3 separate regions of the Homo sapiens genome follow, and all the other regions are linked to region 3. The links are chromatin loops, found by intact Hi-C in ENCODE. Cell type or tissue: IMR-90. All regions are shown on one strand. Links, peaks and the distances in the headings refer to the core of each region. The heading gives the core; the rest is flanking DNA.

Region 1 (10,136 bases), core at 1,233-9,232, 120 kb after region 3:
AAAAATTAGCCAGGTATGGTGGCGGGCACCTGTAGTCCCAGCTACTCAGGAGGCTGAGGCAGGAGAATGGCGTGAACCCGGGAGGCAGAGCTTTCAGTGAGCCGAGATCGCGCCACTGCACTCCAGCCTGGGCAAGAGAGCGAGACTCTGTCTCAAAAAAAAAAGAAGAAGAAGTTCCTGTTTCCTTGTTTCTAAGACTTTCTGTATGTCAAAGCTACCCTAAGAACCAAGAACCAAGACAGAGCAAAAGTATTTGTTTTGTGTTCTACTCATAGCCCATGTATGTGAGCCTGCAGGCATTTTTGCTGTCAGTTCAAGTTGTTACGGACTTTCCACCACACAGTGCAGACCAGTGCTGAACACTAACTGAGGAGGAAAGAGCTCAAAGATTGACTCCTTGGCTCATGGTCACGTGATAAATATAATCAATTTTCCCTAAGTAGTCTTGAATAGGGGTAGTTGTATATATTTATCTTCCCACATAAACATTGTTTCTAAAAGACAAAAACCGAGCCTGCCTTCAGAGGGTTTACAATCATGCAGGGAAATAACACTAGGCATACAAAAAAAAAAAAACCAAGAACAAACGATCCAAGGCAGTATATATATGATTAAGAGAAAAAAGAATGTGCACAGTGGGTGTGTTGACATCTGGTTTTTCTGACCCACCTGACACTTTGCAAGTCTTTCACCAGCAGCAGCTACTCACTCCCACATCTGCCTCACTAGGGTAGGAATGTGGCTACTAACCCGCTTGGTTTTGTGTAACCATATTTTTTTGCAGGCCAAAATAGCCTAAGAGTGAAAATGTAAACAGAGAACATTTTTATTTATAATACCAGTTTACCAAAAAAAAAAAAAATCTGACTCTGTTCTCATAAATTTATAGCTAATGATTCTGAGAATACCCAGAACAGTTCTCTGTCATTATCCTCTTTTCTTGTACCGGCTCACGGTGGTGAAATGTATCACTCATCAAAGGTCAGCCATGGTTCTGACATGGATTAAAGACACTGCTAACAGGAGTCAGGAGAAGAAAGTGCCTAAGAATCTGGGGTCAGATGCTGCAGTCCTAATCCCAGTCAAATGTGCATGATAGCCACAGCACTGAGGCTTGGATGATCTAATGCCACAGTGGGAGGTCAGGCTGTCACCACCTTAAGATCATGATCAATGTCAGTGTCATTAATGGTGAGACAACCAGAAAGTAGATACTTCTCCCAGCGTGATGCTACTTAACACATACAGCAACGCATATGAAGGATTCTTGCTAAAATGTTTTACTTGAATCTAATTGAGACTTTAAATACAAGAGATAGAGGAATGGGTTAAATGACACCACAAGGAAACAATGAGACAAATACAGAAGGAGGAACGTTACAAAGGACAACAGTTCTGGTCCCTTCAAAAGCCAATGTGATGATTCATTCTTTGAAAAAAAAAAAGGCTATATTGTACTATTTTAAAAAGAAAGGAAGGAGGACTTTTCTATATTAAAAGATAGTTAAGAGACATCATAATCAAATGCGACATTTAATTTGATTCTGGTTAAAGCAAATGAGCTATAAAAGACATTCGTGGTGGGGAATTGGGAAGATTTGAATATAGCTGAATATTAGATGATATTGGAGAGCTGTTGCTAATTTTGACAAGGGTGATAATGATGGTATGATTATGTAGTAAGTGTCCTTATTTTTCAGAGGTGTATATTGAAATATTTAGGAGTGAACTGTCATCGTATCTGTTACTTAGTTTAAAATACTTCCACCAAAAACCTACTCAAATACAGCAAAACGTATATAATTATTGGATGTGGATGATGAATCCGTGGGTAATTCTTATTCAGACACTTTACTTTTCAATATGCAAATTTTCATAATAAGAACATTTAAAGGGATGATTTAATGCATGTGAATTGTTTAACAGAATTCCTGGCACACAATAAATGCTTATTAATATTGGCTTTTATCATTATTGTTGTTTTTGTTATTTCCAAGCTGTCAGTGCTGCTGCTGATGCCTGCTGACGTTACCATGAAGGCTGCTGCCACCCAAAGGTGAGAGCATAGATGTAGATTCGGAGCATCATCTCCAGTTCCTGCCTAAGCTGCAAAAGCCAGTGCTGGTGAGGCCTTGTGCTCTCAATAACCCAGCATTTCTCTTCTTCCTCTTTTAGCTTTTCATCACTCTAAATGTAGTCTGTTCCACAGAAACTGGACAGAATGATAGCACTGGGCTCCACTCAGGAACACATCTCCTAAGATATTGACGAGCAAGCTGTGCCGCAGTGGGGTGAGGGTTGGAAGAGGGAAGGCTCCAGAGCCCGGGCTTCATTCTCTCACGCGAAGAAACAACAGGGAGAGGACACTCTTGGAAACTCTCCAGCTCCCTCACTCTTCTCTAAGAAAGAGAGTTGCTTTATCTCGTTGACAAATTTGGAAGCAAATACTGGGCATGAGCAGCTCAGCTCCTGCCCATACAGGACTCAAGCTCTGGTGTATTCTCCACATGCCAAAGCTCAATGGCACACTCTGTCCCTGCAGCGGGAGCCTATGGCATTGCCTGTGATTGGGGGTGAGGTTATCTATTCTGAGATTCAAGATGGAAGCCTCCATTGCCCCTCCTAAGCCATGCTTTCCAGCACTGTAATAAAACTGGATTTTTTTCCCTCTATCTCCTTTATTCCACCTTATCACTTGGGTTAGCATTCAGATGGGGGGAAAGAGGCTATCATGTGTCAACCTTCTCAAACCCCAACATTCTGGACCAAACACGTGAGCCTCTAATTTTTCTACTGAGATAAATTCTTTTCCAGGTCCTTCATATAAATAGATACACATTCTGCTTTGTGAGTCCTGTAGAAATGCCCAAATATGCCTGCATTTTAGAAAAACCAGTTGACTTGCGATTTCTGTTCTGTGTGTGTGTTGTTGTTGTTTTCGTAGAGATGGAGTCTCGCCGTGTTGCCCAGTTTGGTCTTGAAGTCCTGGGCTTAAGCAATTCTCCCACCTTGGCCTCCTAAAGTGCTGGGATTATGGGCATGAGCCACCATACCTGGCCTGTTCTCTGTGTTTTTAAAAAGCTTAATAAACTAGCTATCTACATATCAAACTCTTAGAACTGGGCAAATGGGTTGTATATCCATCTTATAGTTAGGAAATGTTGAAGTTGAACATTCTGAGTGAAGCTGAGTGAAGTATGAAATTGCCACCATCTCTCCAGCTATTCTAATTTTTCAAATTAAAAAGAGGAAAAGAACAAAGCTCTACGTGCTGCAAGTGTGGAATTAGTAATCAATTTTTGCTATGGCTTGGGGGAATACTAAAGTAAATCTTGGAGCTGAAATGGAAGCCCTCTCAGTAACCATCTTGACCTCTTCCTTCCCTAATAATTTCAACTATCAGCAGATATATTTCCTATGAGGGTATGTCACCAAATTAATAATGCAAATCAACAAATACCTTGGATTTTGATGAGTGCAGAAAACACCTACACATGAACCAAATAAACTAAAGACAACTATTTTTACATATTTTTACATTGTGGTAAAATACACATAACATAAAATTTACCATCTTAATAATTTTAAAAGTACAATTGAGTGCCATTAAGCACATTCACATTATTGTACAATGATCACTACCATCCAAATCCAGAACTCTTTTCATCTTACAAAATGAAATTTCATACCCATTGTACAACAACTCCTCATTCTCCCACCCCTAGACCCTTATGGGTACCACCCTTTCTGTCTTTATGAATCTGACTAATCTAGGTTCCTCATACAAATGGAATCATACAGTATTTATCTTTTGGTAACTAAAGACAATTATTTTAAGTGGCTTCTGTATATCCTCTGCATGTCACTTATATATGCCTTGCCATAGATTTATCTGCCTGATATTCCACCCAGGAATTGCACCAAAACATAAGCCAGGCTAGTTGACATTCAGAAGATCATCTTTCTACTTGATTTTTGTATCTAGAAGTCACCATGTCAACAAAAGCCACCAAGTCATAGACTATTTTCTTTGTTTGAAGTTAAATTCACAAAGTCAGAACACTCCCAAATTTGCCTTGTGCAAAGAGCCCCCTCTACACCAATTTCTGGAAGCCTCCTACATGCGGTATTACCCTAGGCTACAGGCAGCAGACACCAAGAAGAGAGGCCAAAAGCTAGACTCAGAGAGCCAAAATAAGCAGCCAGAAGTCTAGAGGGAAGGCTACCAAAAGAAAGTGAATATCAACAGGCAACATCACAGGCAAAGTAGTCAAAACTGAAGTAACGCTCACTGTGAATGTTCAATAGTGCCACTGGAGTACAACTTACCACGTGTGACATATGCTGACCCCCACCAGCAAAATGTGTCTAATATAGGAAAAACACAGTAGGAAAATACTCTGTTATCCATTTTTATTATTTAATATTGAAATGAATTACTTTAATTCTATGTCTCAATTCAGTCATCTCATTTCTACCCGCAGAGATACCAAATCCAAAATCTGAATGGTGTCTCACCATTTAATTCAATTTCTTCTACATAAAGAGCTTGCTTTACTTAAAAATTAAAAAAAAAAAGGCTTGTTCTGAGGACCCAGAGGAAAGAGAGATCTTTTGCCTTGGATAGTCATTACTCTTACAAGTCATTTTGAGAATAAAAAATCAAAATTAGTTTGAACTTTTGACCTGAAAGAACATACACTAAATATCATGAAACTATGATTAGAAATAGTTTTGAGGAACCAATGATAATGTTTTGCTCTAACTGAAACTGCTACAGGTTGAGTATCACTTATCCAAAATGCTTGGGACCAAAAGTGTTTGGATTTCAGATTTTTTTTTAATATTTGCATTTTACTTATTGGTTTAGCATCCCTAATCCAAAAATTTGAAAATCTGAATGCTCCAATGAACCTTTCCTTTGATCATCATTTCTGTTCTCAAAAATTTCAGATTTTGGAGCATTTCAGATTTTCAGATTAGGGACACTCAACCAGTATTTATAAAACTTGGTAACTAATTCTGAGACCTGGTACTTTTTTTCTCATTTTGAGCAAATTCTACCTTTCTGTGTGCCTTCAATTCTTCATATGCATAGTCAAGATGGTAATTTTCAAAGTTCTTTGAGGTCCTGACAAACAGGTATTTTCATCATCACTGAAACATATTAAAGAAATAAGCAATTAAAACTTCAGACTTACCTTAGTCCATTTTGAGCTACTATAACAAAATACCACAGATTGGATAATTTATAATAAAGAGACATTTATTGGCTCATAGTTCTGGAGGCTGGGAAGTCTGAGATCAAGGGGCTGGCCTCTGGCAAGGGCCGTCTTGCTGTGTCAGAGGCAGAAAGCAAAAGGAAAAGAGAACAAGAGCAGGATGAATTTGCCCTTCTGTAATGGCACCAATCCCACACATTCGGGTGATGTCCTCCTGGGCCTAATCACCTCTTAAACTTTCCACCTCTTAATACTGTTACAATGGCAATTAAATTTCAAAATGGGTCTTGGAGGAGACAAGCATTCAAACTATAGCAAGACTTTAATTCACATGAAAGTGTCATGGTCCTAGAAATGACATCTCCATATGCCAAATATCAGACCACTTGGGCATATCATTGCTCCTAACATACAATCTACTATATAGTCTTAGACTGTTAGAGGTAGAGTCTGGGAAGCCAACTACAGAAAATTCTTCGTTTTTCAGTAGAAGAAACTTAGGTCTAGACTGGTTTAACTTATTTGGTTAAGTCTTGTAACCAGAATAAAAATTCAAACCTCTTGAATCTGATTTCAATGCTATCTTCATTACGCCAAAGAAAAATACCTAAATAGTGAATAAAGTAATGAGTCTTAGTTTGGAATCCACCTCCTAGGAGATTCTCTGAGTCATGTCATCCTAACCAAACATCTCCAAGACAAGGGATACTACTGAACAGAAAAAAGCTGGGTCCATGAGGTTAGATAAACTGGCTCATAAATAGACTGTGTTGGCCATGATCCATGTGCATAATGGCCTGCTGTAACACCTACAGCAACCTTCATAAAACAGGCTGCTAATGTTGGGGAAAACAAATAGTTAACAATTGTAGGGGCTCAGTTTGAATCACTCCTGGGCCAAATTTAAGTTATAAGTGACTTCAGTCCAAGTTCCAAGTAAAGTAGATTCTACGAAGAATTTTAAAGATAAGCAGATTTCCAGTGTCTGAATATGTAGACGAGATAATGATATAAGGAAGAGAATTGTAGAACCAGCATATCTTTTGGGATAAGTAGAACCTATACAGAAAAAGTAGGCTGCCATCTGAGGTAAAATAGCACAAGGCTGTTAAGGTATTTTGCAAGTTTCAGAAAGTTTAAAAGTAAGGAATGGGGAGGAAAATGGATGGAAACATAATATCTGACTCATCTAAGATTCAAATACAGCAATCAAGGAGACGGTTGAGGGTATATCTGGAAAATAAAATAAGGATAACAAAATAAAGATGCCCTAATCTAAGAACTAATGGATGAAAGAGGTAGTGAAAGACCAATTCAGTATGCAAAACTGCTTCAAATAAACATTAAAGACTTACCAGACCAAATGGCCATATGGGAACACTTGGCAACAAATGAAGACTATGATATAATTAGCAGGTATGGAACCAGCTAGTCTCTTGCTGCCAAACAAAAACTCCGTATAGGAAGGATATAGTGTAGGCACACAGGAGAAGATGTGACTTTGTATTTTAAGACACTGTAAACCAGGGATGTCCAAACTTTTGGCTTCCCTGGGCCACATTGAAAGAAGAAGAATTGTCTTTGGCCACACATAAAATACACTAACACCAATGATTGATGAGCTAAAAAAAAAAAATCACAAAAATATCTCATAATGTTTTAAGAAAGTTTACGAATTTGTATTGGGCTGCATTCAAAGCCATCCTGGGCCACATGCAGACCACAGGCTGCGAGTTGGACAAACTTGTCTTCAACAAAAACAAGTTGCAAAACTGTAAAAGAAAACAAAATATGATAGAATCACCGTGGATAGAAATGCTATACTTAAATATCTAGATTAGGGGTTGGCAAACTACAGCCTACAGGTCAAATCTGGCCCCACTGCTTATTTCTCTATAATTTTCAAGTTCTCATTTTTAAATGGTTAAAACAATCAAAAGAAGAATAACACTTCATGACACATCGAAATGGTGGGAAATTCTAATTTCAGTCCATAAATAAAGTTTTATTGGAACACAGCCATGCTCATTTGTTTACATAGTGTCTATGGATCTGGCCTTTTATAGAAAAGTTTGCCAGGCCCAATCTAAATAATACAACAGAGCCTGAAATACTAGAGGGTAGTAAAGTTGCAAAATTATCACTAGTAGTCATAAATGAGGAACTTCAGTTATCTACACATTAATTTGTGGAAATGTAAAGTTAAGATTTTGATTAAGACAGCTACTTCCTATGACATGCCATTTTAAAACTTACAGGGAAAGGACCCTCTATCCAAGGCTCCATGTAATGGGTATGAGCTGGATAGAAAGTCCCTGTTGGAAACATCCATATAAGCATGATTCCAGACTGACTGAGTCTGCCTAAAAAAAAATCAATGACATGGGGCCCTAGTTTGAGAAGGAAATTATTTTTTAAAAGTGATGTTAGTAAGAAAAGTTTAAAAGGTGAGATAACAATCCAAAGAAAATTTGAAAATTATTTTAAAATCTATTTTGGAAGGCCATGAAAAATGTAAGCCACAGAGCAAAAGATGAGAATTTCAACAGTAAAAACAACAATAACAGAACTCCATAGACTTTATCAGTGAAGTTTAGGAAGAAAAGATACTGTTGAAAAATGCATCATATTAAAAATTAGTGTGCCCAAGTGGAAAAAATCATAAGGAATATCAAATATAGCAGAATATATACAAAAAAAGTTTTAAAAGCTAAAAAATAATTAGCCAACATTTCTGAGGGACCAACCTCAGTAATAAAATCTTTGTTAGAAACATGGGCAGCAGAAGTCGATGAAACCAATTGATTGATGACCATGATATGAAAAGTCCATTCAGGTCTGAAAAGGAGATAGCAGAATGAATAAGTGTATAAAGGAAGGCATTAGTGACATTCTCGCTCCTAAATTAACTTTTGAAGCAGATCAGTCACAGGTACAAAAATCAAACAGCAATAAATAAACTAGATGTTCTTGGCTGAATCAATAATGCATTTGGTCACAATTTTCTCTCCTGCAATTGAGTAATCACTGGAACTAAACGGGCTCCACCCAAGAGTTTAGAAGAAACTCAAGGGTGAAATTTTGGATCCATTGAAACTTGTGTAGACAAATCAATTTAATGGAGGACTGGCAAACTAGTAATGTGACAGGCATTCATGAGTAAAGACCAAAGAATATGGCTCCCTGTACACTTCAGTGTGACATAATCTACAGCTAGAAAGGCAAAAGAGTTTCTGAAGGGGAGGTTATACCTCCCCAATATTTCTAAGGATGCATATGAAAAAAAGAATCCAGTAGGTGTCTTTATTTAAATACTTAGTAAAACTTTGATAAAAGTCCACGAAAAATCAAGTAGATTTAATAATATGTCTTATTACAAAAGTAATATATGTTCTTTGTAAATGTGGAAAGTACAGAGATGCAAAGAGAATAAAATTAAAATAATTCATAATCCAGCTAACCAGAGATGTCCACTGCTAATGTTTTGCCATACATTATTTGGGAGCAAACGTGGAATTTCATTAACTGTTTTATCTTGGAAGATAGCTGACGATGGCTCCAAAAAACGAGAGAAGGGCAAGAAAAAATATTTTTTTTAAATTGTTCCAATTCACAAATGGATGATATGACATAACAAGAGATTATTTCCAATGAAATTCTCATATTTGCACATGACGCTGTTATTTTTAATAGTGAAATATTATGCCGTTTATGCAGAGGAAACTGAAAACTTCACAATACTGCATATGGGCGCAGAAAACTGGCAGATGAAATTCCTTATAGGCAAGCGTAACAGAATACATTCAGGGGAGTATAATGCCAATTACCTGGAAAATGATAGATTCCCATCTACAATACTATGCAGCATGCCATCATTACAAACTATACCCTAAAGGCAATATACCGATTTCACTAAAAGATCAAAACTGATGCAGAAACCAATATTCTACTCTCAAAAATAATGGTATATCCACAGCTAGAATACTCTGTGCATTTAAAGTCCTTCTACCTTAACAAGGGCCAAGATGTTTCAAAGAAATGATCAAAGAGATCAAAGAAGTGAAAACACTTGCCTATGAGAATCAGTGTTAATAATTGGCATTCTCCAGTCTATAAAATATAAATGTGATAGCTGAAATATAAATGAAATAAAGGATATAAAACAGTGATATTTCTAGAGTAGGTGATGCCCCTTAACCCAGGGCCCATGGACTTTAGGTTTACAAACTTATTTAAAGGGCATGCACATTTTTTTCATATTTATATGTGAGTGTGTATACATAAATATATACTTATATTACCTATAGATATTTCTCCTGTTCAGTGGATGTATAGTGATCATCAGATTCTTAATGCGGTTCATAAAAAATCTCAGGAACTAGTGGTCTAGATGGTAGAGGTGTGGCTTCGGTGAATAATTCCTGGCAGCACATCTTGAGGCTTGAATGAGAAAGCTTTAGTACCAATTTACCCCATGAAAAATAAACATATGGAACTCATTTCCCTGATGACTGCTGTAGACTAAGAAGGCAAGAGTGTCTTGTAATGTTTGAGGGAGGTGTTTGAGGTGGATCTCTAAGCTTCTGATGTTGGGGCTCCATGACGACAGAGACTGAGGTCTGCTTTGTTCACCACTCTATCCCTAGTGCTTAGAACAGGGCCTGGCACATAATAGATACTCAGTAAATACTTGTTGAATGGATTAATTTATGTGCTGAAGGATAGCCATACCCCCATTTCCAAAAGAGAGAGAGAAAGAGAGAGAAGAAAGACAGAGAGAGGGAGGGAGAAAAGGAGGAAGGATGGATACACTGGAGTGGAAGGGGAAGCATGGCTGTTCTTCAGCACATTCATTTATCAATTTAACAAGTATTTACTGAGTGCCTGATATGCAACAGGCACTGTGTTCTAAGG
Region 2 (10,136 bases), core at 1,146-9,145, 150 kb after region 3:
TCAATAAATGGTGCTGGGATACCTGGCTAGTTATATGCAGAAGATTGATGCTGGACCCCTTCCTTACACCATATATAAAAATTAACTCAAGATGGATTAAAGATTTAAATGTAAAACCCAAAACTACAAACACCCTCAAAGACAACCTATGCAATACCATCCTGGACACAGGAACAGGTAAAGATTTCATGACAAAGACACCAAAAGCAATCATGACAAAAGCAAAAATTGACAAATGGGATCTAATTAAACTTAAAAGCTTCTGCACCACAAAAGAAACTATCAACAGAGTAAACAGACAACCTACAGAATGAGAGAAAATATTTGCAAACTACGCATATGACAAAGGTCTAATATCCAGCATCTGTAAGAAACTTAAATAGACGAGAAAAACAAACAACCCCATTAAAAAGTGGTCAAAAGACATGAACAGATACTTTTCAAAAGAAAACGTACTTGTGGCCAACAAGCACATTGAAAAAAAAGCTTAATATCACAGATCATTAGAGAAATGCAAATCAAAAACACAATGAGATACCATTTCACAGCAATCAGAATGGCTATTATAAAAAGTCAAAAAATAACAGATGCTGGTGAGGCTGCAGAGAAAAGGGAAAACTTATATACTCTTGGTGGGAGTGTAAATTAGTTCAACCATTGTGGAAAGCAGTATGGCAATTCTTCAAAGATCTAAAGATCTACCATTCAACCCAGCAGTCCCATTGCTGTGTATATACCCAGAGGAATTTAAATTATTTGACCATAAAGACACATGCATGAGAATGTTCACTGCAGCACTATTCACAATAGCAAAGACATAGAATCAACCTAAATGTCCATCAATGACAAATTGGATAAAGAAAATGTGGTACATATATACCGAGGAGTACTATGCAGCCATAAAAAGAATGACATCATGTCTTTTGTGGGAACATGGATGGAGCTGGAGGCAAACTAACACAGAAACTAACATAGCTTCTTAGCAAACTTACACAGAAATCCAAATACCGCATGTTCTCACTTATAAGTGGGAGCTAAATGATGAGAACTCATGAAGAAAAAGAAGGGAACAACAGATACTGAGGTCTACTTGAGAGTGGAGAAAATAACTATTGGGTGCTAGGTTTAACACCTGGGTGATGAAATAATCTGTACAACAAACAGCTGCAACAGAAGTTTACTTATATAACAAACCTTCACATGAACCCTGAACCTAAAATAACAGGTTTTTTTTTTTAATTAGATGAGGCTGGAGACAGAGCTGGCCCAGATCACATGAGGCTTTGCAGATATCATAAGGAGTTTGGTCTTTAAGAGCAATTGGAAGCCATTCCAAGCTTTCAAGAAACATCAGATTTTCATTTTTTAAAGTTCATCTGGATACAGTGTAAGAAATGTATTACAGTTGGGAGGTGCTTCAGTCACCCTGAGATAGATGACAGTAGTGCCACTATAGGGAGCCAGTGAGTTAGAGAGGAGTGTATGCATAGTAGGGATATTTACAAGGTAAAATCCAAAGGACTTGGCTGTGTTAAAGAAATACACGAATGTATTAGTGAATCAGTCTTCAAAACAGTCCATATTTACTTAATCTTCCCACTTGCCATAATGACTAAATTTTAGAAAATTTCTTTATGCAAATGGTAATTTTTTAAAAACAGAAAATATAAAGCTCCATCTAATATTAGTGTTTTACAAAAAAAGGCATATGAGCTTTTATACCTTATGGACCTTATTCCAAATAGAAGATGAAGAGTCTTGAATTCAGTTATTTTTTCCCTGTGAATATATTTGTATGAGACTCTTCTAGGTCTCTGATTCATTTCCTATATTTATTAATATGTAAATGTTAATAGCCTCCTTTAATTTACAGCCAAGCTACAGATCACCATTTCTCAAAGTGTGTTCCCCAGAACTAGCCCTTTTTTTCTTCAATAATGGTTAAATATATAACAGTTTCATTACTGGAGGCTTTCAAAGCCTTTAATATGCTAACATGCATTGTGAACTTCCAAAGCAGAAATCTGGAACACATCTCAACTCATGTGTCATGGAATGCGTTCCACTGAACATATCAGTGATCTGGTATTCCATAAGATCCCTTAAGTAACAGGCCATGTGCATCTTGGCTTAGCTCCTTGAGCAAAGTTTTTCATATAACATGTCTGTATAATTTTTTAAATGAATGACAATATGGATTAAGAGTTGCAAACTTTAAGACCAAGTCTGTTAGCTAAGTGACATGACAAAGGACTGACAAATGCCCTATGCCTCTAATGAGGGCATCAATAGAAGGACAGCCAGCTAACTTGTTGATATGTAAAAAATTTTTAAAGGGAAGCCAAAAATCCATATTTCTATATGAAATTTCATACTATTTCTTAGTGCCTCAGGCCAAACAGAACATATAGGCTAAAAGTTTGAACTTCTAAGACATTCGAACACACATTACATTTCACTACTTAAAAAAAAAAAATGGTCAGGCGAAGTTGCTTAGTGGAGTAACCAAGAATCCTCCTGTGAGATCCATAAAAGCTTTTCTTCCTTTTAAGGAACTCACACTTTTAATTTTCCATTATGAAAATTTCCATTTCTATTTTTTAATTTTCTTCTTGAGGAAAAGTAACTCCTTCACTGCCTGGAGGCATCATTAGAGACCCTAAAAGAGATAACTTAGCAAATAATACTGTTAAACCTTGAAAGAAATCATTATTTCATTATAAAGCACATTTTCTCCCTGGTTCAGGAAAGACCAGGTCATTCAGGAATAAAGAGCAATAGAAAAGCAATCCCATTTGAGAAAGCACATTATTACACCAGAGGCAAACACTTAGATATAGCAATGCAATCAGACCAGAGTTTAATTACAGATGTGATCGTTTATCTGTTTTGCTAAAAAGAAGTAATGTGACTGCTTAAACTACAGTAAACTCTCAGTTATTTGGGACCTTATTTATCAACTTATTGGTTACCCACCCCAATTTTTTTCCTTTCTTGCTAAGCATATTTGTCTATTTCAATACTAACAGGTACAGGAAAATGCACACTTAGTAAGTTTGCATTTCTTAAATTTCATTAAAACTACCCACAAACGTACACACACCATACATACAGGGTTAGGTAGTCTATGTTTTGTTTCTTATTTATGCTGTTTCTATAATGGGTGCTTTATTGTTTACCATGTGATTAAAATTCTATTCATATATCTTTTTCCTTTTTTATCATTTAGAAGTCCAGCATGAATAGTGGGGAAAAAAAATGTAGTAGTAGTATGGTTCTATTTCGTAAAAATCAATTGTATTTTTAAATGAAGTGTTTACTTGAAACAATGAGATTTTTTACTGCTAATGAAACCGTATATATAATAACACCTCTCGAAGCTGAAGATAACTTGTTTCCTGACCTCAACAGTCTAAAAAATATCCAATAACCAAGAAAATGGAATTTGAACTAATACGTCTGCATGAGCCAAAACAGATAATAACAACAACAAATAATGCCATCACCTCATGCAGCCAGGGCAGGCTGTCTTCAAATCCCTTTAAAAGATTTTCATAAACATAATCTCATTTGATCTGCTAAATAGCATTATAGTAGTTTCCCCTTATCCATGGGGGACATGTTCCAGAGCCCCAGTGCGTGCCTGAAACCATAAATAGTATAAAATCCTATATATACTACTTTTTCCATACATACATACAATAAAGTTTAATTTATATATTAGGCACAGTAAGGGATTAACATTATCAAATAATAAAATAGAACAATTACAAAAATATACTACAATAAGTTATGTGGATGTGCTTGCTCTCTTTATCTCTCTCAAAATATCTTATTACACTGTACTCATTGTTCTTCTGATAATTTGAGATGATACATGCCTACATGATACATGAAATGAGGTGAATGAAGTAGGCATTGTGATGCAGCATTAGGCAACTATTTGACTTTCTGATGACCCTTCAGAAGGAAGAGTGTCTGCTTTGGGTGATCCTGGATCATCAAGCCATGACTATGTCAATGGTTGGATGTCAGGAACACATGATGTCAGTGGCTAACTAGGTAGGTAGTGTAATGGGCAGGTGGATACACAGGACAAAGGGATGATTAAGGACCTGGGTGGGACAGAGCAGGATGGCATGAGAGTTCATTGTGCTTCTCAAAATAGCATTTGATTTAAAATTTATGACTCGTTTATTTCTGAAATTTTCCATTTAATGTTTTTGTACTGCAGTTGACCATGAGTAACTGAAACCACAGAAAGCAAAACCACAGATAAGGAGGAACTACTGTGTAATTTTTAAAAGGGTTGGCAATCTTATTCCCATTACTCAGATGAAAATTGTAGGGTTACCGTATTTCATCCAAATAATGACAATGACTGGAGCACTATTAATAATTATGCCTGGACAACAAACATAAACTTGAGATGGTCACAGGCAAACCAGAACATACAGTCATCCTAGAAATACTATGTCATAAAGTCATGCTTTTGCTTAGGCAAGCTCCTCAGGCCATCTCTAAGAGCTTATTTGCTCCTGCTAATAGGTGATGTACCTCCCCCATGAGGCAAGATGTTATTTGTGGCTAAGGGGAGCAAAGTCAATCTAGAAGGGTAGGGTTGACCTGGGAGTCTAAAACAGATGAATTAGGCTAATGGTACAAATCACAATGACCAGGGCACTTAGTGAACTTGTGGCTAACAACAGATCCCAAAGGGGCCCAGCCTCAGCTCCAGCCCATACTGTTGTAACAAGGAAGAACGTTGCTTTTCAAAGACCTGCTGTGTGATGCATGCCTGAGTCAATGAGACAGGCCCGCCAGTCTCCTTCTCACAACAGATCCCAAGGGGACCCAGTCTCAAATCCAGCCCCTCTAGCTGCAGTCAGGGACCTATATCACCTGTGCAGAGACCTGCTGGGAGGCATACCCATCTGAGCCATCAGGACAGTCTTCTGGACTTACTGGCCAGTATTCCCACTCAGCCCCAGTACCCTCCTTGGGTCCTCACCAGGCTCATCTGAGCCAGAAGGCCACACAAACTTTGGAATCCTCACAAGACCTGGAGTAAGCCTGAGCTTATAGTGTCCTCTAGTGCTGAGACAGCTACAGTGGTCACAGGCTCAGGAAAACCAAGACAGTCTGCTTAAAATCCCTAGAAGGCCCTCTGACAGGGACAGGCACAAACAAGGCCAATTTGTGAAGGCTAAAATGAATACCTAATCCCTCAATGCTCAGACATGGTCACACGTCACAAGCATCAAGAACGTTCAAGGAAATATGACCTCACCAAACAGACAAAATAAGGTGCCAGAAGCTGACCCTGAAAGTGATGGAAATGTGTAATCTCTTGGACAAAGAATTTTAAATAGCTGTTTTAAGGAAGCTCAACAAACTTCAAGAAAACACAGAGAATCAATTCAGAAATTTATCGGAGAAATTTAAGGGAGAGATTGAAATAACTTTTTAAAAATCAAACAAATCCTGGAGGTAAAAAATACAATTAATGAGATTAAAAAATGCAATAGAGAGCATCAACAGCAGAACTGGTCAATTGGAAGAAAGAAATAGTAAGCTCAAAGACAGACTATTTGAAAGTCAGAGGGCTCACGCTTGTAATCCCAGCACTTTTGGAGGCCGAGGTGGGTGGATCACCTGAGATTGGGAGTTTGAGACCAGCCTGACCAACATGGAGAAACCCCATCTCTACTAAAAATATAAAATTAGCTGGGCGTGGTGGCACATGCCTGTAATCCCAACCACTTGGGAGGCTGAGGCAGAAGAATCACTTGAACCCGGGAGGTGGAGGTTGCGGTGAACCAAGATCGCACCATTGCACTCCAGCCTGGGCAACAAAAGTGAAACTGTTTAAAAAAAAAAAAAAATCTTTGCCTAGACATATTGTCATTAGGTTATCCAAAGCTAAGACAAAGGAAAGAATTTTAAGAGCTGTGAGACAGAAGCACCAGGTAGCCTATAAAGGAAAATCTATCAGATTAACAGCAGATTTCTCAGCAGAAACCCTATAAGCTAGAAGGGACTATCTTCAGCCTCCTCAAACAAAACAATTATCAGCCAAGAATTTTGTATCCAAGCAAAACTAAGCATCATATCTGAAGGAAAGATAAAGTCATTTTCAGACAAACAAATGCTGAGAGAATTTGCCATTACCAAGCCAACCACTATAAGAACTGCCAAAAGGAGCTCTAAATCTTGAAACAAATCCTGGAAACACATCAAAACAGAACCTCTTTAAACTATAAATCACACAGGACCTATAAAACAAAAATACAAGTTAAAAAGCAAAAACAAAAACCAAAAAACCAAAGTACCCAAGCAACAAAGAGCATGATGAATGCAATGGTACCTTCAATACTAACATTAAATGTAAATGGCCTAAGAGCTCCACTTAAAAGGTACAGAACTGCAGAATGGATAAGAACTCACCAACCAACTATCTGCTGCCTTCAGGAGACTCACCTAAGTATTCACATAAACTTATAGGGGTGGAAAAAGGCATTTCATGCAAATGGAAACCAAAAGCAAGCAGGTGTAGCTATTATATCACAGAAAACAAACTTTAAAGCAACAGTGGTTAAAACAGACAAAGAGGGATATGACGTAATGGTAAAAGGCCTTGTTCAACAGGAAAATATCACAATCCTAAACATATATGCACCTAATACTGGAGCTCCCAAATTTATAAAGCAATTACTAACAGACCTAACAAACAAGAGAGACAGCAACACAATAATAGTGGGGACTCCAATACTCCACTGATAGCACTAGACAAGTCATCAAGACAGAAAGTCAACAAAGAAACAATAGACTTAAAACTATACCTTAAAACAAATGGACTTCACAGACTTCCATCCAACAACCACAAAATACACATTCTATTCAACAGCACATAGAACTTTCTCCAAGATAGACCGTATGATAGGCAATAAAACAAAGCTTAATAAATTTAAGAAAATTGAAATTATATCAAGCACTGTCTCAGACTACAGTGGGATAAAACTGGAAATCAACTCCAAAAGGAACCTTCAAAACAATGCAAATACATGGATATTAAATAATCTGTTCCTGAATGAGCACTGGGTCAAAAGCAAAATCAAGATGGAAATTTAAAAATTATTTGAACTTAATGATAATAATGACATCACCTATCAAAACCTCTGGGATATAGCTAAGGTGGTGCTAAGATGAAAGATCATAGCCCTAAATGCCTAAATCAAGAAGTCTGAAAGAGCACAAACAGATAATCTAAGGTCACACCTCAAGGTACTAGAGAAACAAGATCAAACCAAACCCAAACCCAGCAGAAGAAAGGAAGTAACCAAGATCAGAGCAGAACTAAATGAAATTGAAACAAAAAAAAACACAAAAGATAAATGAAACAAAAAGCTGGTTCTTTGAAAAGACAAATAAAATTGATAGACCATTAGCAAGATTAGCCAAGAAGACAGAAGATCTAAATAATCTCACATTATTACAACTGATACCACCGAAAAGAAAAAGATAATTCAAGGCTACTATGAACACCTTTACACACATAAACTAGAAAACCTAGAAGAGATGGATAAATTCCTGGAAAAATACAACCCTCCTAGCTTAAATCAGAAGAATTAGACACCCTGAACAGACTGAAATGGTAATTTAAAAGTTACCAACAAAAAAACGTCCAGGATCAGATGGAGTCACAGCAGAATTCTACCAGATATTCAAAGAAAAATTGGTACCAATCCTTTTTTTTTTTTTGAGACGGACTCTCGCTCTGTCACCCAGGCTGGAGTGTACTGGCGCGATCTCAGCTCACTGCAAGCTCCGCCTTCCGGGTTCATGCCATTCTGCTGCCTCAGCCTCCCAAGTAGCTGGGACTACATGCACCCACAACCATGCCCAGCTAATTTTTTGTATTTTTAGTAGAGACGGGGTTTCACCACGTTAGCCAGGATGGTCTCGATCTCCTGACCTCGTGATCTGCCTGCCTCGGCCTCCCAAAGTGCTGAGATTACAGGCGTGAGCAACTGCACCCGGCCGGTACCAATCCTTTTGACAGAGATCCTTTTCACAAGATAGAGAAAGAAGCAACCCTCCCTAATTCGTTCTATAAAGCCAGCATCACCCTAATACCAAAATCAGGAAAGGACATAACCAAAAAAGAAAACTACAGACCTATATCCTTGATGAACATGGATGCTAAAATCCTTAAAGTACTAGCTAACTGAATCCAACAACATATCAAAAAGATAGTCCATCATGATCAACTGGGTTTCATACCAGGGATGCAGGGATGGTTTAACACACACAAGTCAATAAATGTGATACACCACATAAACAGAATTAAAAACAAAAATCACATGATCATCTCAATAGATGCAGAAAAGGCATTTGACAAAATCCAGCATCCTTTATGATTAAAACTCTCAGCAAAATCGGTATATAAGAGACATACTTTAATGTAATAAAAGCCATCTATGACAAACCCACAGCCAACATAATACTGAATGGGGAAAAGTTGAAAGCATTCCCTCTGAGAACTGGAATAAGACAAGGATGCCCACTCTTATCACTTCTCTTCAATATAGTACTGGAAGTCCTAGCTAGAGAAATCAGACAAGAGAAAGAAAGAAAGCACATCCAAATTGGTAAAGAGGAAGTCAAACTGTCAATGTTTGCTGATGATATGATCGTTTACCTTGAAAACCCTAAGGATTCCTCCAGAAAGCTCCTAGAACTGATAAGAGAATTCAGCAAAGTTTTCAGATACAAGATTAACGTACACAAATCAGTAGCTCTTCCGTACATCAACAGCAACCAAGTGGAGAATCAAATCAAAACCTCAACCCCTTTTAAAACAGCTGCAAAAAATAAAATAAAATACTTTGAAATATATCTAACAAAAGAGTCAAACTACCTCTACATGGAAAACTGCAAAACACTGCTGAAAGAAATCACAGACAACACAAACAAATGGAAACACATCCCATGTTCACGGATGGGTAGAATCAATATTGTGAAAATGACCATACTGCCAAAAGCAATCTACAAATTCAGTGGAATCCCCATCAAAATACCACCATCATTCTTCACAGAATTAGAAAAAACAATTCTAAAATTCATATGGAACCAAAAAAGAGCCGACATAGTCAAAGCAAGACTAAGCAAAAAGAACAAATCTGAAGGCATCACACGATCTGATTTCAAACTATACTATGAGGCGATAGTCACCAAAACAGCATGGTACTGGTATAAAAATAGGCACATAGACCAATGGAACAGAATAGAGAACCCAGAAATAAACCCAAATACTTACAGCTAACTGATCTTTGGCAAAGCAAACAAAAACATAGAGTGGGGAAAGGATACCCTTTTCAACAAATGGTGTTGGGATAATTGGCTACCCACCTGCAGGAGAATGAAACCGGATCCTCATCTCTCACCTTATACAAAAATCAACTCAAGATGGATTAAGGACTTAAACCTAAGACATGAAACTATAAAAATTCTAGAAGATAACATTGGAAAAACCCTTCTTAGGCAACGATTTCATGACCAAGAACCCAAAAGCAAATGCAATAAAAACAAAGATAAATAGCTGGGACCTAATTAAAGGGCATTTGCATGGCAAAAGGAACAGTCAACAGAGTAAACAGACAACCCGCAGAGTGGGAGAAAATCTTCACAATCTACACATCTGATGAAGGACTAATATCCAGAATCTACAACGAACTCAAACACATCAGTAAGAAAAAAGCAAACAATCCCATCAAGAAGTAGGCTATGAATAGACAATTCTCAAAAGAAGATATACAAAGGGCCAACAAACATATGAAAAAATGCTCAACATCACTAATGATCAGGGAAATGCAAATCAAAACCACAATGCAATACCACCTTACTCCTGCAAGAATGGCCATAATCAAAAAATCAAAAAACAGTAGATGCTGGCATGGATGCAGTAAAGAGGGAACACTTCTACACTGCTGATGGGAACGTAAACTAGTACAGCCACTATGGAAAACAGTGTGAAGATTGCTTAAAGAACTAAAAGTAGTTCTTTTAGTAGTTTGATCCAGCAATCTCACTACTGGGTATCTACCCAGAGGAAGAGAAGTCATTATTCTAAAGAG
Region 3 (10,136 bases), core at 930-8,929:
TAGGCTGCTCCACATCATGCCCCTGGGTATCAGGGCGCAAGGGAAACATTTTGAACATTATGACGTTCCTGCTTCGTGAGTGCCATGAGTAATAATATCCTTTGTCTCTAGCCCAGGAGTCTCGTATCTTCTACAAGCATCCATGAAACTGTGACAGGTAAACTTATTAGCTTGCAAATAGGATAAAATCTCAGACACTTCATAGTTTTGATAGCTGTAACATTTACATTGAGGTGACATTTCCAGATGAATATCTTTTCATGTAATAACAGGAAAGGCTTGAAGATGTCAGTGGAGGATTAAATGACACAAGATGGGGAAGTTATAAAGAGGTTTAGTCTTGTTGAAAGAACCAAATACATAATATTGGTTCCCAGGGGCTGCCAATGTAAGGTCTAATGTAAAAGTCAGAAAGAATACGATAGAGGCAGAATTTCAGAACACAGCGGTTTGATTTCATGATCTAGCTATATTGTCTACATAATTTGTACAAACAGAAGAGGGTGACAGGAAGCCAGAATCTGGGAGAATCAGGGCACGTATATTCTATAAGTCTGCAAATAAAATAATATTCAGAAAGCTAAAATAGTTCTGTAGCACCTCTTTCTTTTGGGCCTCCTGGCATGATCATCATATACACTACATGCTTGAAATTCTAGATGGAGGGAAGGATTGAAAAGGTGTGTTGTAGGAACAAGTTGCAAATCACAACATTCCAGAAAAATAAATGCTCTGGAATTACAGAAATAAGATTATACTGTCTACACTCATGTTTATCACCTAACAGAGGATATTTGTACATTGTTTTGTTCTTTTTATTTGTTTTATTCTTCTTACACAGAAAACAAAAATCTCGAGGCTTTGGATTATAAAAACTGCCTTGTTATTCAATAGGCGGTATAATAGCTCCATAAAATGCTCATGTGTAAGCCCTAGAACCTGAAATATGTTGCAAAACACAGCGAAAGGGACCCCGTGATGTAATTAGGTGACAAACTGTAAAATGGGTTGATTATTTTGGATTATCTGAGTGGACCTAATCTAATCACATAAACCCCTAAAATTGAGCAGAGAGGCTGGGCACAGTGGCTTACACCTGTAATTCCAGCACTTTGGGAGGCCAAAACGGGCAGGTCACCTGAGATCAGGAGTTCAAGACCAGTCAGGCCAACATAGTGAAACCCTGTCTCTACTAAAAATACAAAAATTAGCCAGGAGTGGTGGTGGGAGCCTGTAATCCCAGCCACTCGGGAGGCTGAGGGAGGAGAATTTCTTGAACCCAGGAGGCAGAGGTTGTGGTGAGTCAAGGGTGTGCCACTGCACTCCAGCATGGGTGACAGAGCGAGACTCTATCTCAAAAATATATATATAAATTAAAAAAGAAATTTTAAAAAAATTGAGCAGAGAACATTTTTCCAGCTGGAGGCAGCAGAGGTGTACCAGAAAAGAAGCCAGAGGGATTTGAAGCACAAAAGTGACTCAACCTATTGCTCCTGGAGGGGCCTCACATGAATGCATAAGAAGCAATATGGGCAGACTAGGAGCAAAGACTGGCTCCCAAGTGACAGTCAGCAACAAAATAGAGACCTCAGTCCTATAACCACATAGAACGGAGTTCAGCCAACAAACTGTATGAGCCTAAAAGTGGATTCATCTCTCAGTGTCCAGAAAGAATCAGCCTTCTGGACTCTAAGCAGAGGATCTAGCTGAGCTAAACTCTACCCAGACCTCAGACCTTCAGAGCTATGAGATCATACATGCGTATTGTTTAAGTGCTAAATTCATGGTAATTTGTTATAGCAGAAATAGAAAACTAATGTAAATACCAAACTCCCTCTGTAACCACTGATAGACAATTTGTATGAAGCTTTTATATTTGAGGATTCAAGCAATGATGACCCAATAAGCAAACCTGTGGAGATGTTGCCAGTTTTTAATTCAAGTATCAGTTATTTGCCTATAGACATTTGTCTAGTAAATGAAGTAACTTGATGAATAATTGAAACTTTGCTATTTGATACCTTTTCAATTATTCACTAACAAAAGAGAATAACAGTACCATTGCCAGAGAGTTTAGATAAATATTTCTCTCTTGAATTTATTTAACTCTTATACCATGACTACAATGTCAAAGCTATCACAACTGACAGTGAATATTGGAAAACTTCCTTTGAATTATTCTTTTAGGCATTGAACACGAGGTCCACTGTGGGTTAGTGGAGCACACAGGTTAGTATTTGCATCTTGCCCAGGAAATAACCTCATCCTTCTAAAAGGGGCTTTCTTGTTACTTTTGAACTATCCTTCCCAGCTAGCTTCCTAGCTAACTTTTCTTTGAGAATAAAATGTTTTGAAATGTCTAAACAGCAGGATTGACGTATTATCATCTGTGCTTTGGGGAGATGATAATATAACTGATTATTAGTTAATGCATAGCAGATTAGTAACAAACTTTAAGAATGATACTAAAGAACTGCAAAGAGCGGAAACGTCTCTCTAAGGTGCAGTGAGTGATTTGGAATGATCACAATTACTTATTTGCTAGCTCTGAGTCAATACTCCAGAGGAGGAACCTCATCTCAGGATTATTAACATGAGTGAAGAGTTAAGACCTGTTAATATCACAGGACAGTGGCTAGTGATATAAATCACCAATTATATCCTCAGAAGCAGAAGATTCTGCCTTCTTTTTTTTTTTTTTTTTTTTTTTTGAGACAGGGTCTCACTCTGTCTGTCACCCAGGCTGGATTGCAGTGGTGTGATCACAGCCTCTATCTCCCTGGCTCAAGTGATCACCTCAACCTCCTAGGTAGCTAGGACTACAGGCGAATGCCAACAAATCCAGCTAATATTTTATTATTATTATTACTTGTCTTAGAGATACAGTATGGCTATGTTGCCCAAGGTGGTCTCGAACTCCTGGACTCAAGCAATTCTCCTACCTGTGCAACGTAAAGAGATCTCATCTGTACTAAAAATCAAAAAATGAAATAGTCAAGCACGGTAATGCACACCTGTAGTCCCAGCCACGCAGAAGGAAACAACCTAAATGTCGGCCATTGGACAGCCTCTGGTCTACCATGATGTACCTAGAACACAATGGTGCTCTTACAGACCTGTAGAACTACATACCGTGGGCAGAGGGTGATGCTTCAAAGACAAATATTTTCCATGACTACAACATGCAGTATCAGAAACACATCACTGCCAGGTATTCACCTGGCCAAGAGGAAGACAGCCAAGTCTATACCTTTGGTGATGCCTGACTCCTGAGGAAAGAAGGCCCTAGGAAGGCAGGGTGGGGTTTATTCAGCCAGACAGCATGGAGCTACACCAGCCCAAGCCCTCTGTATTAGTAGCTTGGGCTACCATAGCAATGAACCACAGACTGAATGACTGAAACAATAGAAATCCATTTTCTCACAGTTCTGGGTGGCTTGTGGATTGCAGTAGGCATCAGTACTTCATTCCTTTGTATGCTTCTCTGTGTCTTCACGTGGTCTTCCCTCTGTACATGTTTGTGTCCAAATTTCTTGTTCTTAGAAGGACACCAGTTATACTGGATTAGGGCCCACCCTAATGATCTCATTTTAACTTAATTACCTTTTTAAAGGCCCTGTTTCCAAATGCAGCCACAGTTTGAGATACTGGGGGTTAGGCTTTCAACATCAATTTGGGAGATAGGACACCAATTTAGCCTATAATACCTGCTATCAGAGAAAGTCCAGAAGCACCTAAATCTAAAACTAAGTCCCCTTTTTCCTTTCATCCACCTGTCCTGATCTTGTACTGCCCTCTTCCATTCCCATGGCCACAGGACATGGATTTCTTTCGCCCCTTGTCTACCAAAGAATAGATAAACCTCCTAGCTTCCCTCAGATTTCTTTAGCCCTCAAAGATGCTCATGGCCTTCTGAACACTTCTATAGGTTTAAAGAATAGGGCAGTAAACATCCTTTCCCTCTTGCGGAACTTAGATCTTATTAGGAGGGACAAAGTCCCACTGGGAGGTTATTGTATATACAACAGGCCAAAGAAAGATGTACCCAGTTTATTGGGAACAATAGTAACTAACAGTAACATAGAACTTTACCACCAAAACTACATATACATATATCATCACTTTTGATCCCCATGGTAGTTTGTGAGAAAAATAGGACATCCGCAGTTTACAAATAAAGAATCTGAGCTTTAGAGTGTTTCCATGATTTGTCCATGGTTGTTAAGTTAGGTTATACAGTGAGAAAGATCCAGGGCTCTGATTCAGACCCAGGGGTTCTTGGCTCCTAATATTGATCAGATATATTGAGCTGCTGCCTCCCTATTTTAAACAAAAGTGAAGAGGTGGCATTTTTGATTCAGAAAAGGCAAGTGAGCCGGCGAGTGTACTTGCCAGAGAAGTGAAGAACAGATCTGGCCCCGGGAAAAGGGAGGGAAAAGCAAAGCGAGTGGGCTTCAATAATCAGGAAACACCGAGCTCCAACCGTGAGGGGAAAAGGCAGGCTTCTCCTCTCCCCACCTCTGCTGGCCTGAGGGTCACCAGACAAAAATTGGAAGTACTAGCTTAAGGGGAAGGGAGAGAAGAACGGCACGCAGAGGTGCCTAGGCTTCCTCCAAACCAAGTTTCCAAAAGGAAAGAGGGCAGAAACTATCCAAAGACATGGCTGCTGTCTTGCTAACCCCATGACCACAAGGGAGCAGGCTTGGAGCGCTGTTTCAGGCATTCCCCCAGGATTCTTCTTAATTTGCAGCCTGTGTGTGTCAAGCCTGGGTCTGCTTGCAGCCTGTTTACAGAAGAAATGGTCTGAGGAAGATAAACCTAAGGAGAAATCCTCACATCAAAATATTTTGTGTTGAAAGAAATTGCACAACCCTTCCCCCTGTCCTCCGGAAAGGCTTTTTATTTTCTAAAGGGCATGTTGCTTAAATGGCTCCAACCAAGGCTGCACAGAGCTCTTCAAAGGCCTTCTCTGGCTGCCCTTGGGAGACGGTGCCAAAACACATTAGATTTTGAAGCTCTAATTTGAAAAAATGTTTCTAATTCAGATCTCAGTTTCCTTTAGTAAATTTCATAGTATTATTTCTCATTATACCTCCTCTTGGCACTATATATAATCCTATCCTTCTTTTTACCCTTCAGCTGGCAGTCAAGAGGTATTGCATCTATCCAATTCATCACTTAGCTAAGACATGTAAAGCATATTGAGTTATTTTAGCCACTTTCTTCAGGCTTAAGTTCTTAATATGATCACTTTATCGTCCTCAGCACTCTTCTGGCAAACGATCTCAAAATTGCGAGGAATTTTAAAGATCGCTTTAGTCCAGCCACCCAATTGATATCTAAATCCCATCTACCCAGCAGACCAGTGAAACAAACTCCATGGTTACTCAGGCTTCAGGTAACTCAATACTTTGTGAACTGACCCTTTATTTATTTGAGGAGCAGAAGTATATTTTCTTATACTTCTTTCTTCTGGTGGGGAAAAAAACATCTGTTACTTCCAACCATTGTTCCGTGCTCTGAAGTTGAAACAGAAGTCTATGGTTTACAGATATAGCCAATCAAATATTAAAAATAACATTCAAATTCATTGAATATCCCAAGACGCTAGCTAAAATTAGGTAGTAAGTATGTGCGTTAGTTTTAACTATGAATTAAGCCATTTGTTTACTTATCTATTCATCAACTTGACTGGAAAGCACAAAGAAAACATCAAGGTGTTATTTCCTGAAAGTACTCCATTCTTCCCAATGCCTTCTTTTGGTCACTGCCTTACTTGTTCAAGGAGAGCCCTTACTTTCTCTATCATTTACCTATAATATTTTTTTAAATCCCTACTAGGTGGTTGGTAAGAAATATAATGTGAATTTGGACTAATAAGTGAATATGGACTAATTTGGGCTAATAAGTGAATATAACAGAGTGACTTAGCCTTTTCTGATATTATTATATTTTATCAGAGACCTTCAATATTTAACATAAGTACATGATGTTGCAAGCATCAGGTGACCTAGAAGTTTGAAAGGAGTGAGACTTTGAGTCTGGAAAGTGCTTTTGACCTTTTTAAAAGTAAACTTTATTTGTCTAGCCTAGAGCCAGTGCTGGAAAATACTAGTAATATGTCTCCGGTCCTAGAATAAATCCACATTTCAATGTTGAAAGAACTGCTTACATTATTTGCTTGGGGAGATGACTCAAGACGTCTGGCATAAGCCGCAAAACAGCTCAGGCGAATTGAATTTGCATGTAGGAAGTAAGAGGCTTACCATAAGCATTCTTCTGTGATTACTCACATAGTCAAGGGAAGAAAACTCCTGACTAAATTTTTGCACTCATTTTTAGAAATCCCTTTATTGTAAGGATGGAGAGATCCACTAGCTCAGTTGTCTTTCTATCAAGGAAGGACACTTAAACCTCCCTTGACTGGTGAGAGGTTAAGGATCTCCCAGGAAGGAAATGCCACTGCTTCTTGTGATTGTCTTTGCCAATGTACCATTAAAAATAAGACTGTGTGTCTCCTTGCCCCTCTTGCCCTGATTCCAACCCCTCTGAGTCTCCCTTTTTCTCTTCTTTTCAGAATGCCATTTTCACTCTCCTGACCCTCCTCCCCCCATCCACACCCCACCCCAGATTAATCTTTGCCAAGTGTGTTAGTCCATTTTCATACTACTATGAAGAAATACCCAAGACTGGGTAATTTGTAAAGAAAAGAGGTTTAATGGACTCACAGAGAGGAGGCCTCACAAGCATGGTGGAAGGCGAAGGAGGAGCAAAGTCACATCTTACATGGTGGCAGGCAAGAGAGCATGTGCAGGGGAACTGCGCTTTATAAAACCATCAGATCTTATGAGATTTATTCACTATCATGAGTACAGCATGGGAAAAACCTGCCCCCCTGATTCAATTACCTCCCACCAGTCCCTTCTACGACACCTGGGGATTATGGGAGCTATTTAATACAATTAAATAGGAGCTCTGGGTGGGGACACAGCCAAACCACATCACCAAGCAAGCTCTGGTCTGCTCAGAGTTCCAGTGACTCTATTTGCTTCCAGAATAAAAACCAAACTTACCTGGTGCTCCAGATTCTTCACCAGCCACCTTAATCCTACATTTTTAGGCTGACATCCCACACTCTCTTCACAAATCCTCTGACTTTGGCAAAGCTAACCATTGTGCCCACCTGCAGTGATGCAACCCTTTTCACACCAGCTCCTGGTGTCCTGCCAGCCTGAGAGTTCTTCCACACTTGCTTCCATGTGAGCGTGCCCTACCCGCCTTTAGCACGAATGCTTCCATGAAGATTTATTTGCTACTGCTCATGATTTCTCCTCCTAAACCCTTGGGGAATTGTGTTTTTTCCTTTCTTGTGATAGGTACATGGTCTAACTTGCACTGTTTTACCATCTTCCTCCCTGACTACATGCTCTCCTATAGCAGAGCCTAGTACCATGTCTTGCATCCAGTAGTGCTCAATAAGTGCTTATCAGATAGCATCAAACATTGGCCAGTAACCTGAGTTTATTCTCAGACTCAGATGCCAATGAAAAGAAATCAAGAAAGACTAAATGGCATATGTGCATGTTCATTTTAGCTCTTTTCAGAATATTGACCTTGATCACTTAATTCAAGGGAGTTTTGTGGTTATATCACTGAGTCCATTGTTATGTACATATGTGGCGATTAGAAGAAAAGGAAAAAAGTTCATACTTGCCTTCATCAAGTTTTAGTGCTGATAAACCATGCTAGAAACTATTCACATTTCCCTTGCTGCTGGCTCCCTCACCACTTTTTATTCCATTGGTGCTATTGTATCCCACTTAACATTTGTATGCTGTTCTCTTGAAGTCTTTGGAGTTCTTGCAGAGTATCACAATGCCTTATAATCAGTTAGAAAAATGGAACAATTCAATTTCCCACCAACATAACTCTGGGTAATCCTCCTTTGCTGCTAATTCTAAAAAGGACTGGAAAACACACACAAAAAAAATCACAGTGCTATTTCCTGAAATAATTCCATTCTCTCTGATGCCTCCTCCAAAGTGGCAGCAGAAGCAGAAGAAACAAGGTGATCTTCCAGGAGCTAATGGTAGTGCCACCATCCAGGACTGTAATAATTGAGCGTTAATGTCCTGAGCTGTTGCTTGTCATAAATCCTCTATATGTAAAACTCGAGCCTCTGCTACGCAAGATTAATGGTTAGTAGTGTATATAATATTTATTAAACCTCTTTTTATGTTGCTTGGCAATCTGTGCTACCATCAAACAAGTTGAAATAATTGACATTTAGCACATCAACCTGCTTTTGACTGAGAAGCATGACATTCATGTAGATAGTAAACATTTGGCAATTGCTGTAAATGTCTCCAAATTTAACGTCATGACCTTTTCTCAGGTAAATGTTTTTGGATAAAATGTAAATAATGATTCACTGTATGTCAAATACCACAGTATGTCAAATACTGTGCAATGTCAAGTTTACTGTCTTGTTACCCTCCAGAGGTTCATAGATTGGTTGACCTGTTGCATCTTTCAGTAAGTTTTATAGGAAAACTCACTATTATTTATTATAATTCATTGGGTTTCCCTACTTTGCCCTCACAATATTTCTGATTAAGAAGAAGTGTGGTTTGGTTTCACCATATAATTAAATGAAACTTGGCATTTTAAAAATCCATACTCCAGCATGAAAAAATTAATACTATTTCAGTGGCCTCAAAGCACAAGGATGCATAACATGCCATAGGATCTCTGGAAGCAGTCACTTTGAATGGGCAAGTGGAAGTAGCACTAACAGATTCAAGGGGCCCATCCTTTCACCTTCCAAGATCTCTGGGCTCTTCTCCAATCATATAACAAATGCTAATGTTATGAAAGCATAATGTAGCTACATCTGATTGTGCTACTCTACAAAAATTCATCTTCATTGATCAGTGTGAAAGGATTGCTCTAAATAATAGTCCAATAGTTCCTTCCAACTGACTACTACATTTAAGTGGTTTCCCTAAGAGGAACTAGACTTTTCCATGATGCTCACTTAGTACACACCAAGTATAAATGGAATTTTTTATGCATCTTCCATTCTTTTAGTTTAATAAAGTAACCCAGACAGAGTATTTTGCAACTGTCGACGTGATTCAGTTACAGTCTGTTAATATAGCAATAGAAATAGATATGTGTTGATGTGCTAACAATAAAATCAAATCTATTTAAATTTTTTTTTCAAAGATAAGATAGGCATTTAGGTCTAATTCCTAGAAAGATTTCTGGAAACTCATATAATCAGTTAAAAATAAAAAGGTATGAAGACCCATTGTGTACCTGATATTCACTTTGCATTTTGAGTATCTTTTTTTTTTAACATTCCTTTGACAGAATTTTCCTGAGTGCCTACTAAGAGAAAAAGGCAACTCTAGACATTGCTACTTCAGTTCTGAAGAAAACACCAAGGTGTCCTCCATCTTAAAGCCTACACCCTGGGAAAAACTTTATATTTGTCTTCTCTTTGTTTCCACAACACTAACTGGGAGTTAAAGCTATTGATACTTTAGAGACCATTTTTTCCAACACCCTCGTTTCGGACATGGAGAGTTTTAGTCTCAGAATTTATATATGACTTGTCCAAAGTTGCATACTTCCAGTGGCAGATTAAAGTAAGAACTAAGTTCTCCTGCTTCCTAGGGAACTTCACACTCTACCTACTTCATTCTCGAATCCACTTACAATTGGATTGCAGCTGATAGAAAAGTTTGAAAAAAATTATCCAAATTCTCATGTAATTGCCACTACCTGAAGACACAACAAACTCTGTCTGTGCATTTTAATATCTCTTAGGAGTAATGTTAGATTGTGGGTAAAAATAATAATGATGACAATAATCTTATCAAAAATTTGTATAATGCCTATTAGCTTCTAGATCTATTTCTGAGTCTTTTGCGTACATGAATACATTGAATCCTCACAACAACCTTATAAGGTACGTATTGCTATTACCCCCACTTTACAGATGAAAAATTTATTAGGCACAGAGAGGTAAAGAAACATGCTCTTAAAATGTTCATCAAGTTAATGAGTCAGTGCAGCCATTAAAAAGAATGAGCTTACCATGTGCACTGATGTTGTAAGATTTCTGCAGT

Evidence for each region. A loop is a pair of places that touch in the nucleus more often than their neighbours do. Peaks named below come from ENCODE experiments on the same cell type or tissue, not always from the same donor. Only the 100,000 strongest peaks of a DNase experiment are listed, where the experiment ranks them.
Region 1: a loop joins it to region 3, with 3 times the contacts of the local background. A loop is called at or near these places in 2 of 110 quality-filtered maps.
Region 2: a loop joins it to region 3, with 7 times the contacts of the local background. A loop is called at or near these places in 5 of 110 quality-filtered maps.

Annotation. Positions count from the first base shown.
Region 1 is chr6:155,373,045-155,383,180 of GRCh38, reverse strand. No RefSeq gene overlaps it. Among named protein-coding and RNA genes, the nearest start is that of TFB1M, 64 kb to the right of the region's middle. In IMR-90, for the core only: no CTCF peak of the experiment used is centred there; a DNase peak (open chromatin) is centred at 5,910; H3K27ac peaks cover 600 bases.
Region 2 is chr6:155,335,557-155,345,692 of GRCh38, reverse strand. No RefSeq gene overlaps it. Among named protein-coding and RNA genes, the nearest start is that of TFB1M, 26 kb to the right of the region's middle. In IMR-90, for the core only: a CTCF peak has its summit at 5,099 (motif pointing left); DNase peaks (open chromatin) are centred at 4,422 and 5,072.
Region 3 is chr6:155,489,883-155,500,018 of GRCh38, reverse strand. No RefSeq gene overlaps it. Among named protein-coding and RNA genes, the nearest start is that of NOX3, 39 kb to the right of the region's middle. In IMR-90, for the core only: CTCF peaks have their summits at 1,436 (motif pointing right) and 4,695 (motif pointing right); DNase peaks (open chromatin) are centred at 4,758 and 6,228; H3K27ac peaks cover 3,314 bases.